Linked DNA regions of Homo sapiens: region 1 is linked to region 2. The links are chromatin contacts, found by Hi-C or POLR2A ChIA-PET in ENCODE. All regions are on one chromosome and are shown on one strand. The core of a region is the stretch at or near the end of the contact, and the rest is flanking DNA. Distances in the headings are between cores, read along the strand shown.

Region 1 (2,746 bases), core at 1-2,500, 2.3 Mb after region 2:
TGCAAGAAATACTTGACAGCTTTGTTCTGTTTTCCTGCAATTTCTCAATCAGTCCAGTCCCTGCCAAAACCTAAGGAGGTCTCAATGGCCTCGGATTGGGGCCCAGGGTCCTTCCCACCCAGAGACCTCGCAGAAACAAGACTTTGCAGGACCAGAAACTAAAGGAAACAGCCACGATCTCAGAGCCAAGGGACAGAGTCTTGGATTCTAGGCTCAGTTCTGTTCGGACTCACTCAGTCTTCCGTGCACCATGGGACTCAGTTTTCCCTCCCACTATGTGGAAAAGAATAGCTCACCTCTCGCTCTCAGAGTCGCTGGAGATCTCCTCATTCATCTTGCCGCCACCCTTGGATTTGCCCCTGTCCCCCGCAGAGTCGGCCTGGGAATTATACGGTCTTTTCTTTGGTCAGGGGTCCAGACCACCCTGGCATTGACCAAGGGCCCCCCCCCCTCGGTTCCCTCAGAACCCCAGGAATGGGGAAGGCGGTGGTTCCCGGGTTAAGCGAACGGCTTTCTAGGATTTGGCCCGCGGAGAGAGGGACGAAGCTGACTCCAGCAGGGGTCCAGGGCGAAGGGCTGGGGAAGGGCCGGGACCCAGGTCCCCTGGATGGGATGACGGTTGTCCCAGTAGCAGGGCTGACCGCGGCCCTCAGAAGCGCCATGCTCACCTTTCGCCGCCGCTTGCCGGCCCCCGCGCCAGCCCCGGCCCCAGAGGCCGGCTTTCCCCGCTTACGAGCAGCCGCTGTTGCCGACATGCTGCCCACCAGGCGTGTAGCAGCGGCCGCAGAACTCACGTGGCAGCTGAACCCTCCCAGCTCCCCAGCCGCCTGGCAAGACCCCGCGTATTGATAGGCTTCCACCGCCCGCCGGGCCCCGCCTCCTACTGCTCCATTGGGTCCTTCTGCAGGCTCTGCCACGCCCCCAGGCACCCATAGGATGCACGCTTGTAGCCCCGCCTCCTGAAGTTCCTAGGCTCCCGCACCAGGCTCGAGTAGGAAGCCCGCATCTCCACGGCGCTTCCGGCCTGATGCTGTGGCGCTTGCGCTCTGCTGCTGGCCCACTTCGAAGTCGGAGCAAGAGCCTTCTCTGTGTTTGCGCCCCTTGGCCGCTGGGGGGCGCCAGAGACGCGGCGCCCTTTCGCGTTCTGGAACGTGACTCCTCCCCTCCATGGGCAGCCCGGCGCTAGACCCAACGGGGATCCAAGCAGCCCCGGGGAGAGGGAGGCTGCGTCTGTATCCGGGCCCAAGGTCACCGCGCGACCGGCAGATGCGTGCTGCAGGCCCCGGCCACATGAGCAGCGCTACGGACGCGACTGCCCCGGCCTTGGATATGCCAGATCGAGTGTCCACCCGTCCGTGGGACTGGTCGCCTGACTCGGCCTGCCCCAGCCTCTGCTTCACCCCACTGGTGGCCAAATAGCCGATGTCTAATCCCCCACACAAGCTCATCCCCGGCCTCTGGCGATTGTTGGGAATTCTCTCCCTAATTCACGCCTGAGGCTCATGGAGAGTTGCTAGACCTGGGACTGCCCTGGGAGGCGCACACAACCAGGCCGGGTGGCAGCCAGGACCTCTCCCATGTCCCTGCTTTTCTTGGGTGAGTGTCCTATGGTCCTGCCCACGGCAGGGCAGGGCAAGGCCTGGTGGGACTGGCCTTTGCCCTCTATCAGTTCAAGGCCACTGATCCGGAGTTCTGGCTCCTCAGAACTCTTGAGTCCATTGGGAAGGGCTTCTACAGCTCTGGGTTCTAAGCTCCGGGAGGATAATCTGGCCCCAAGAATCCTGCCCCCAGGATCCTCTGCCCACCCTCCCCCATAGCTCGGTGACTCGGCCCGGCAACCATGCCAGGGCTGAACTAGCTGACACAGGGGGAGGAGCCCCGAAGTGGAAGAGAGAGAGCCTCCTTTCACTTTCCCTACCCCTCAGGACACACAGGTGAGCTGCAGAGGGTAGGGAGCCAGGCAGACCCTGTTGACCAGAGTGGGCAGACTGGACAGAGTCCTAACCTTGCACTTGGGACTGGGGAAAGGGGTGTTTCTGAGTGACAAAGAGCTGGGTGTGGTCTGGGGCTGGGAATGCCGTCAGAGTGGACACAGGATGCAGTGGGAGGCCACCGAAGGGCCAACCCGGGGTGGGGCAAGTTGGTGCTGTGCTGGCCCAGGGCAGGGGTGGGGACTGAGAGTGGGTCGTTGGGGATGAGGAGACCATGGAGGCCTAAGGGCCTCTCTGTGCCCCAGGACAGCCATGGCTCCAAAGCCGAAGCCCTGGGTACAGACTGAGGGCCCTGAGAAGAAGAAGGGCCGGCAGGCAGGAAGGGAGGAGGACCCCTTCCGCTCCACCGCTGAGGCCCTCAAGGCCATACCCGCAGAGAAGCGCATAATCCGCGTGGATCCAACATGTCCACTCAGCAGCAACCCCGGGACCCAGGTGAGCTGCAGTCCCCAGTCAGGCCCAGAGCCTGCCCACTGATAAGCACAAACACACCCAGGCCACCCCCTTAGGACTCTGTTCTGGTTTTGGAGCCCAAGGCCCCCAGGTAAGCGCCAGAGCAAGGCCATGTTCTCCTGACCCCAGACATCAGGGCTGTGTCCCGTCAGGTCCAGGCGGGTCACATCTGCCCTTCAGACCCCATGCAGGCCTCCTCCCACCGCACTTAGGGAAAGGCTGTGACTACATCAGTCTCCTGGGCGCTTGCCCATGTCCCCTCAGGGCAGAGCCATGTCCCTCTCAGATTCCCCCATCCAGGG
Region 2 (6,241 bases), core at 2,231-4,730:
AGTTTTCCAGGCAGGTCCTTTGCCAGGACAGCATGGTCCTGCCCTGTTGTCCCGTCTGCTCTCCTCTTACCCACCCCCATGCTGTAAATACTTGTCATCATGGACTCCAACAGGGTTAGAGGGACAGGCCTAATCAACTGAAACTCCTCGGAGATGCCATCTCTGTCTCCCTGGGTGCCAGCAGCCCTGCTGCCATGTGCACTGGGGTGGCACTGGAGAGCCATGGCAGTCGTGAGATATTGTATGTGTATGCACATGATCATGTGTGTATGTGCGTGCGTGCGTGCGTGTGTGTGTGTGTGTGTGTTTCTGCCTCATTCAGTTTCTGGGGTCAAATCAGCTCCTTCTCTCCAAGTGCACTACCCTGGAGAGTGGTGGCCACTCAATACCTTTTCCTCTAGCTTTCATGTCTTGTTTTTGCTTTCCCCTTCCTCCTCCCTCTCTCCCTTTCTTTCCTTCTCTCCTTCTTTATTTGAGGGGGGAAGAGTGCTGTACAAAGTCAAACAAACAAGTTTACAGTTGTAAGTGCAATGACCCGAGTCCTCCACATGACCTTGTGAATTGTGTGCTGTCCTTCTGTGCTCTGTGAGAACTCGTGGTACTTCAGTGTCCCTCCCCCTGTATTGTGACAAGGTAATTCTGTGGTATCAGAATAAAAGGACTTGATATAAACAACCTACAGACTGTTTCTGGGATGGTTTCTCAAGTGGGAAGGCTTAGCTGAAGGAGCAAATCCCCAAATTTGCGACAATCCTGTCCATGGTTAAAGGGAAAAGGATGGACAAAGTTGCAGAAGTGCTGGCACAGCACGGGGCTGAGTCCACACCAAGCCATCCAAAGACAATGGGCCCTCCACAAAGGTGCCCAAGGGGAGGTCCCAAGCTTGGACCTGGAGCAGGCAGTCAGTGCGCAGGCTGTTGAGGGACAGCACCTCCATGGCCTTCAGGTGTGTTGGCTGCATACACAGCTTTCTGGGACCTGGTTCCAGGGAGGCAGTGAACAAGTGCTGCCCCCTGGTGCTGCCAACAAGCCCTACACCTCTCTGCCTTGCTCCGAATTTTCCAACCCCCAAACTCTCACCGGCTGCCAGACCTTAGGCCTTCCTCAGATGGTCAGGAGTACCTCCTTACCGAAGTCACCCAGAGTTGCTAGACCTTTTTTTTTTTTTTTTTTTTTTTTAACACAGATAAACAGGAATCCCAGCTTCACCTCTGGCCCTCTCCCCAGAATTAACATTTTGATGCGTGTCCTTCTTTCCTGTTTGTTGTTCCAGTCTTCATTTTAAACAGAAGCCAGAAGGTGCAATATATCCTGTTTTCTAGCTTTCTGTTTATTTCCACGTTTATTTCAGGTACTTAAATGTTCGTCTTCCAGTGCTCAACCTCCAGAGAGATACACCATTAGTTCATAGCCAGTCTACCACACACAATCTAAGGAACAGGCACTATGTTCCCAGTGTTCCTATTATAAACAATGCTTGATGAACATCCTATTTTCCAATCTTTCCACCCAAATTGGTGGCTGGGGCCACTCATTCTACTCCTGTTTCTGGCCTTGATACAGTCCTGTACATACTGACAAATGCAGTGGCGTCAGAAAGTTGGGACTCTTTTTTTTTTTTTTTCTTGAGACGGAGTTTCACTCTTGTTGCCCAGGCTGGAGTGCAGTGGCATGATCTCGGCTCACTGCAACCTCCACTTCCCAGGTTCAAGCGATTCTCCTGCCTCAGCCTCCCGAGTAGCTGGGATTACAGGCGCGTGCCACCCAGCCCGGCTAATTTTTGTATTTTTAGTAGAGACAGGGTTTCTCCATGTTGGCCAAGCTGATCCCGAACTCCTGGCCTCAGGTGATCCACCCGCCTCAGCCTCCCAAAGTGCTAGGATTATAGGCGTGAGCCACCGCGCCTGGCACTTTTTTTTTTTTTTTTTTAAGATGGACTCTGGCTGTCGCCCAGGATGGAGTGCAGTGGCGCGATCTCGGCTCACTGCAAGCTCCGCCTCCCGGGTTCACACCATTCTCCTGCCTCAGCCTCCCGAGTAACTGGGACTACAGGCGCCTGCCACCATGCCCAGCTAATTTTTTGTATTTTTAGTAGAGACAGGGTTTCACCGTGTTAGCCAGGATGGTCTCGATCTCCTGACCTCGTGATCCGCCCGCCTCGGCCTTCCAAAGTGCAGGGATTACAGGCGTGAGCCACCGCGCCCGGCCGGCCGGGACTTTTTTTTTTTTTTTTTTTTTTTTTTTTACTTAACTAGTTATCTTGAGTAAGTAATGATGCGGCTGATGGGAAAGGGGAAGCTACAGGCCAGACAAGTGGACTCTCAATCACAAGCACGCCATGGAGCAGGGAGCCAGGGCCCTGAATGTGGAAGACCAGCCAGACTCAGGTATATGGAGGGAACATCCTTACTGTCCAGCCTCTCCTGATCTCTGTTGGCACCTTAGCCCAGCCAATCCTGTACCACGTGCACAGGGAACCTGCCTGCCTAGGTTTTTTCCACAGGAAGCTCCCTGGTCCTGGGTGGAGTCTGAGCCCACCAGGCCTTTCACACCCAAGAGCTCAGGGTGAGGCCTGGGGAGGAAGGCAGGGACCCACCAGCTCACGGTCCCCAACAAGGTGCCACTGAGAAGGCTGGGTAAAGGCTGCGGGGATAGATAGCTCTTGCGGCAGGCCTGGCGACTGATAAGTCCGGGCAGCACCCTAAGAGTTGGCACCCGCCCCTCTGCCCCGCACCCCAGGGCTTTGCTTCGCGCCCTCCGCCCGGACCCTGGCCCTTCTCTTCTTCGTCTGCGTGGAACTCCCTCCAGGGCAGGGCCTGGCACTGTGTAGTGAATGTCGGCCTCGTGGTGGACCCGAAGGAACCCTACAGTCAGCCCCAGAGCCGCGGGAGATCCACGCTGCGGCCGGCTCCGCCCCGCCCAACCCTCACCCTCACGCTCACGCTCACGCTCACGCTCACGCTCACGCTCACAGGCTCCCGGCTCCACATTCCTCGCAGGGCTCCAATCCGGACCCGCCCGCCTTGCCCTTCATCCTCAAAGACTCATTGGTCCCATTCCCCTCGGGCCCCGCCCTTCGCGTGCTTGGGCCATGCCCGTCCGACCGCGCTGCTTCCGCCTTGCAGCACCCCCTCAACCCCTTCTCTCGTAGGCCCTTCTACCCTCCCCGAAGCCGGGCTCCCGGGTTCCGCTTCCACAGGGCCGCCCCCTCTCCTCCGAGATCCAACGCCTCGCCCCTCGGTAAGAGGCCCAGGACTCAGCCCACGGCCCCGCCCCCCACTTGGCTAGTCCGCCCCTGGCGAGACCCCTGCTCTCACCCACCCAGGACTTCTCGCTCCCAGGCCGGGTCCTCTCACCGTCAAGGCCCGCCCCCTGCCAACGGTCCTCACCCATTAGCCGAAGGCCCCGCCCCTCACAGATTGCCGCAGGGCAGGGGCGGAGACAGCCCGGGCCGTCCCAGGCTCCGCCCCCGGAAGCCTCACTTCCGGGCGCGAGCACGCCCCGCCTCGCCCCGGCGGCAGAGAGGAGACTATGGAACGTCAGGTGAGGGCTCGGCCCGCGGTCCCCGTGGTCCCTGCAGCCCGGGCCGGGCCTGACCCTGGTGTGTCCCCTGCGCAGGTGCTGCTGAGCGAGCCCGAGGAGGCGGCGGCTCTGTATCGGGGCCTTAGCCGCCAGCCCGCGCTGAGCGCCGCCTGCCTGGGCCCGGAGGTCACCACGCAGTACGGCGGCCAATACCGGACGGTGCACACTGGTGTGTGTGCGAAGGGGAACTGGCTGGCGACGGGGTCGCGCACTGGGGTGGGAAGGAAGGGGGTGTGGAGGGCTCGCTGCTTGACAGTGCGTAAGGGTATATAGGGAGCCGGCCTGGACTTGGAGGTTACACTCCCACAGGTCCCTGCACACAGGTGTGTGGAGGGGGGGAGGGGGCGTGCGGGGCGTTATCGAATGGCGGCCATGAGTGCACGAGATGACGGCGTAGGGGTAGAAGTCAAACCTGGGCTCAGGGCGTGGACCTTGTAGGGCTCTCCACCAACACGCCATCCCATACACATGCCAGGCTGCCCTCAAGATTCCAGGGTGGATGCTGGGGTTACTAGGGGGTTCTCTCAAAGAGGCTGTCAGCTCAGGCTCTGGAGGCCTGGACTAGGGTTGTGGCCAAGTGTTGTCCAGCCTGCAGCCAGGGTGTCAGTGTCTGGAGACAGATTGAGAGATTGGGGAAGATAGATCTAGGCCTTCCTGGGTCAGGTGGGGCTGGGGGCAGTAGCCAGGAGTAGCCAAGACAAGGTGAGCAGTCTCATGCCTCCCCTCACAGAGTGGACCCAGAGGGACCTGGAACGCATGGAGAACATTCGATTCTGCCGCCAATACCTGGTGTTCCATGACGGGGACTCAGTGGTGTTTGCAGGACCTGCAGGCAACAGTGTGGAGACCCGGGGGGAGTAAGTTTGAGGGAGGAAGCTTGTGGGCAAGGCCACAGCCGTCCGCAATGCAAGCCTTTTATGAATGCTCACCATGTGCCTAGAAGGGAGGCCAGCAGCCAGGTTCTTGCCCCCTTGGGAGCTCATTCAGTTTCTGGTGACATGGCCTGATAAGCACTGGAAGCTTGCTCCAAACTCAGCCTGGACTAGAGCCCATGGTGGCCTGGGGAGTTGCAGAGAGTAGAGTCTCTGCCTCAGGGAGGAAAGGCAAGGTGGGGCTAGAGGTGCTCCAGAAGCTGGTGTGGGGCCAGAGCCTCAAGAATCTCTCCTAAGAGGTGTGCCCAGTAGGGAGCAGGAAGGGGTTATTGCAAGATAATCCTGACCTGTGCTACCCCATGTCCACAGACTGCTGAGCAGAGAGTCTCCTTCAGGCACCATGAAAGCTGTGCTGCGCAAGGCTGGAGGCACGGGCCCTGGGGAAGAGAAGCAGTTCCTGGAGGTGAGTCTGCATGGGACCAGGTAGTGGGTGACAAGAGAGAGGCTCTGCCCCACAGATAAGGCTCTGTTAGCGGGCAAACAGCCTAATGCCCAGATGTCCTCAGGTCTGGGAGAAGAACCGGAAGCTCAAGAGCTTCAACCTGTCAGCGCTGGAGAAACATGGGCCTGTTTATGAGGATGGTGAGGCATCTGGCTGGTGAGCAGGCAGGGTGGACAGGAGGGGTAGCCGTAGCCCTGGGCCCCCCCTGATTGGCCCTCCCTGCACCCAGACTGCTTTGGCTGCCTGTCCTGGTCGCACTCGGAGACACACTTGTTGTATGTGGCAGAGAAGAAGCGCCCCAAGGCCGAGTCCTTCTTTCAGACCAAAGCCTTGGACGTCAGTGCCAGCGATGATGAGATAGCCAGGCTGAAGAAGCCAGACCAAGCCATCAAGGTGCTCGTGGTCAATCCACGAAGGCCCGGCAGGGCAGCCCTGGGGCTCAGTGTGCTCCCTTCCCATACTGTGCCTGTCAGACCTGGGGAGGCACTAGCTTTTAGGAAGCAGAGCAGGTCCTATAGACAGGCTGGGCATTGAGTATCTTGTGTTCTCAGGGGGATCAGTTTGTGTTTTATGAAGACTGGGGAGAAAACATGGTTTCCAAAAGCATCCCTGTGCTCTGCGTGCTGGATGTCGAGAGTGGCAACATCTCTGTGCTTGAGGGGGTCCCTGAGAATGTGTCCCCTGGACAGGTCAGCAGCAACAGCCTGTGTCCCCCCTGGAGTCTGGGACCCTTCTTGAGCTACCACCCCTTGCTCACTCCTGCCCTTTGATCCTGTTTACAGGCATTTTGGGCCCCTGGAGATGCTGGTGTGGTGTTTGTGGGCTGGTGGCATGAGCCCTTCCGGTTGGGCATCCGCTTTTGCACCAATCGCAGGTGAGGGAGTGGGGCAAGGCAAGGGGCCTTGCAGCCCAGCTGGCCTTGAGACTGAGTGTCTGTCTCGTGGTTCCAGGTCAGCCCTGTATTATGTGGACCTCATCGGGGGGAAGTGTGGTAAGTGGCTGATGCCCACCTGTGCTTTGCTGACACATGTTGGCCCTGCCAGCCTGCGTGATGCTCATGTTTCCATCTGGCCCAGAGCTCCTCTCGGATGACTCCCTGGCTGTCTCTTCTCCCCGGCTGAGCCCAGACCAATGTCGCATTGTCTACCTGCAGTACCCATCTCTGATCCCCCATCACCAATGCAGCCAGCTGTGCCTGGTGAGCTGGAGGTGGCAGGGATGGGAGGGTGGTCAGCAAGAAGATGGGATGGTGGATGAGAGCTGAAGGGCCAGTATCATCTCCCCA

Evidence for each region. Hi-C counts contacts between places; a loop is a spot of excess contacts on that map. ChIA-PET counts read pairs that join two places held with the same protein, here RNA polymerase II (POLR2A). Pooled maps may share reads with other maps.
Region 1: a loop to region 2 is called in a map with no recorded cell type, with 9 times the contacts of the local background. The contact joins the promoter of PARP3 here to the promoter of APEH in region 2. A Hi-C loop is called at or near these places in 1 of 37 single-sample maps with no recorded cell type and 7 of 50 pooled maps. POLR2A ChIA-PET finds 5 or more read pairs at or near these places in 1 of 52 experiments (B cell).

What each region holds. Positions count from the first base shown.
Region 1 is chr3:51,941,113-51,943,858 of GRCh38, forward strand. It overlaps PARP3 (poly(ADP-ribose) polymerase family member 3), which reads left to right and starts at 1,251. Exons shown (of 11, transcript NM_001003931.4): 1 at 1,251-1,596; 2 at 2,242-2,426. The coding sequence starts at 2,244. It overlaps RRP9 (ribosomal RNA processing 9, U3 small nucleolar RNA binding protein), which reads right to left and starts at 792. Exons shown (of 15, transcript NM_004704.5): 1 at 669-792; 2 at 297-379. The coding sequence starts at 755. RefSeq lists enhancers at 154-802, 927-1,256.
Region 2 is chr3:49,670,871-49,677,111 of GRCh38, forward strand. APEH (acylaminoacyl-peptide hydrolase) reads left to right here and starts at 3,481. Exons shown (of 22, transcript NM_001640.4): 1 at 3,481-3,543; 2 at 3,619-3,751; 3 at 4,313-4,439; 4 at 4,824-4,917; 5 at 5,021-5,096; 6 at 5,186-5,349; 7 at 5,508-5,645; 8 at 5,739-5,830; 9 at 5,907-5,947; 10 at 6,033-6,154. The coding sequence starts at 3,532. It overlaps BSN (bassoon presynaptic cytomatrix protein), which reads left to right. Exons shown (of 12, transcript NM_003458.4): 12 at 1-679. RefSeq lists a silencer at 3,166-3,775.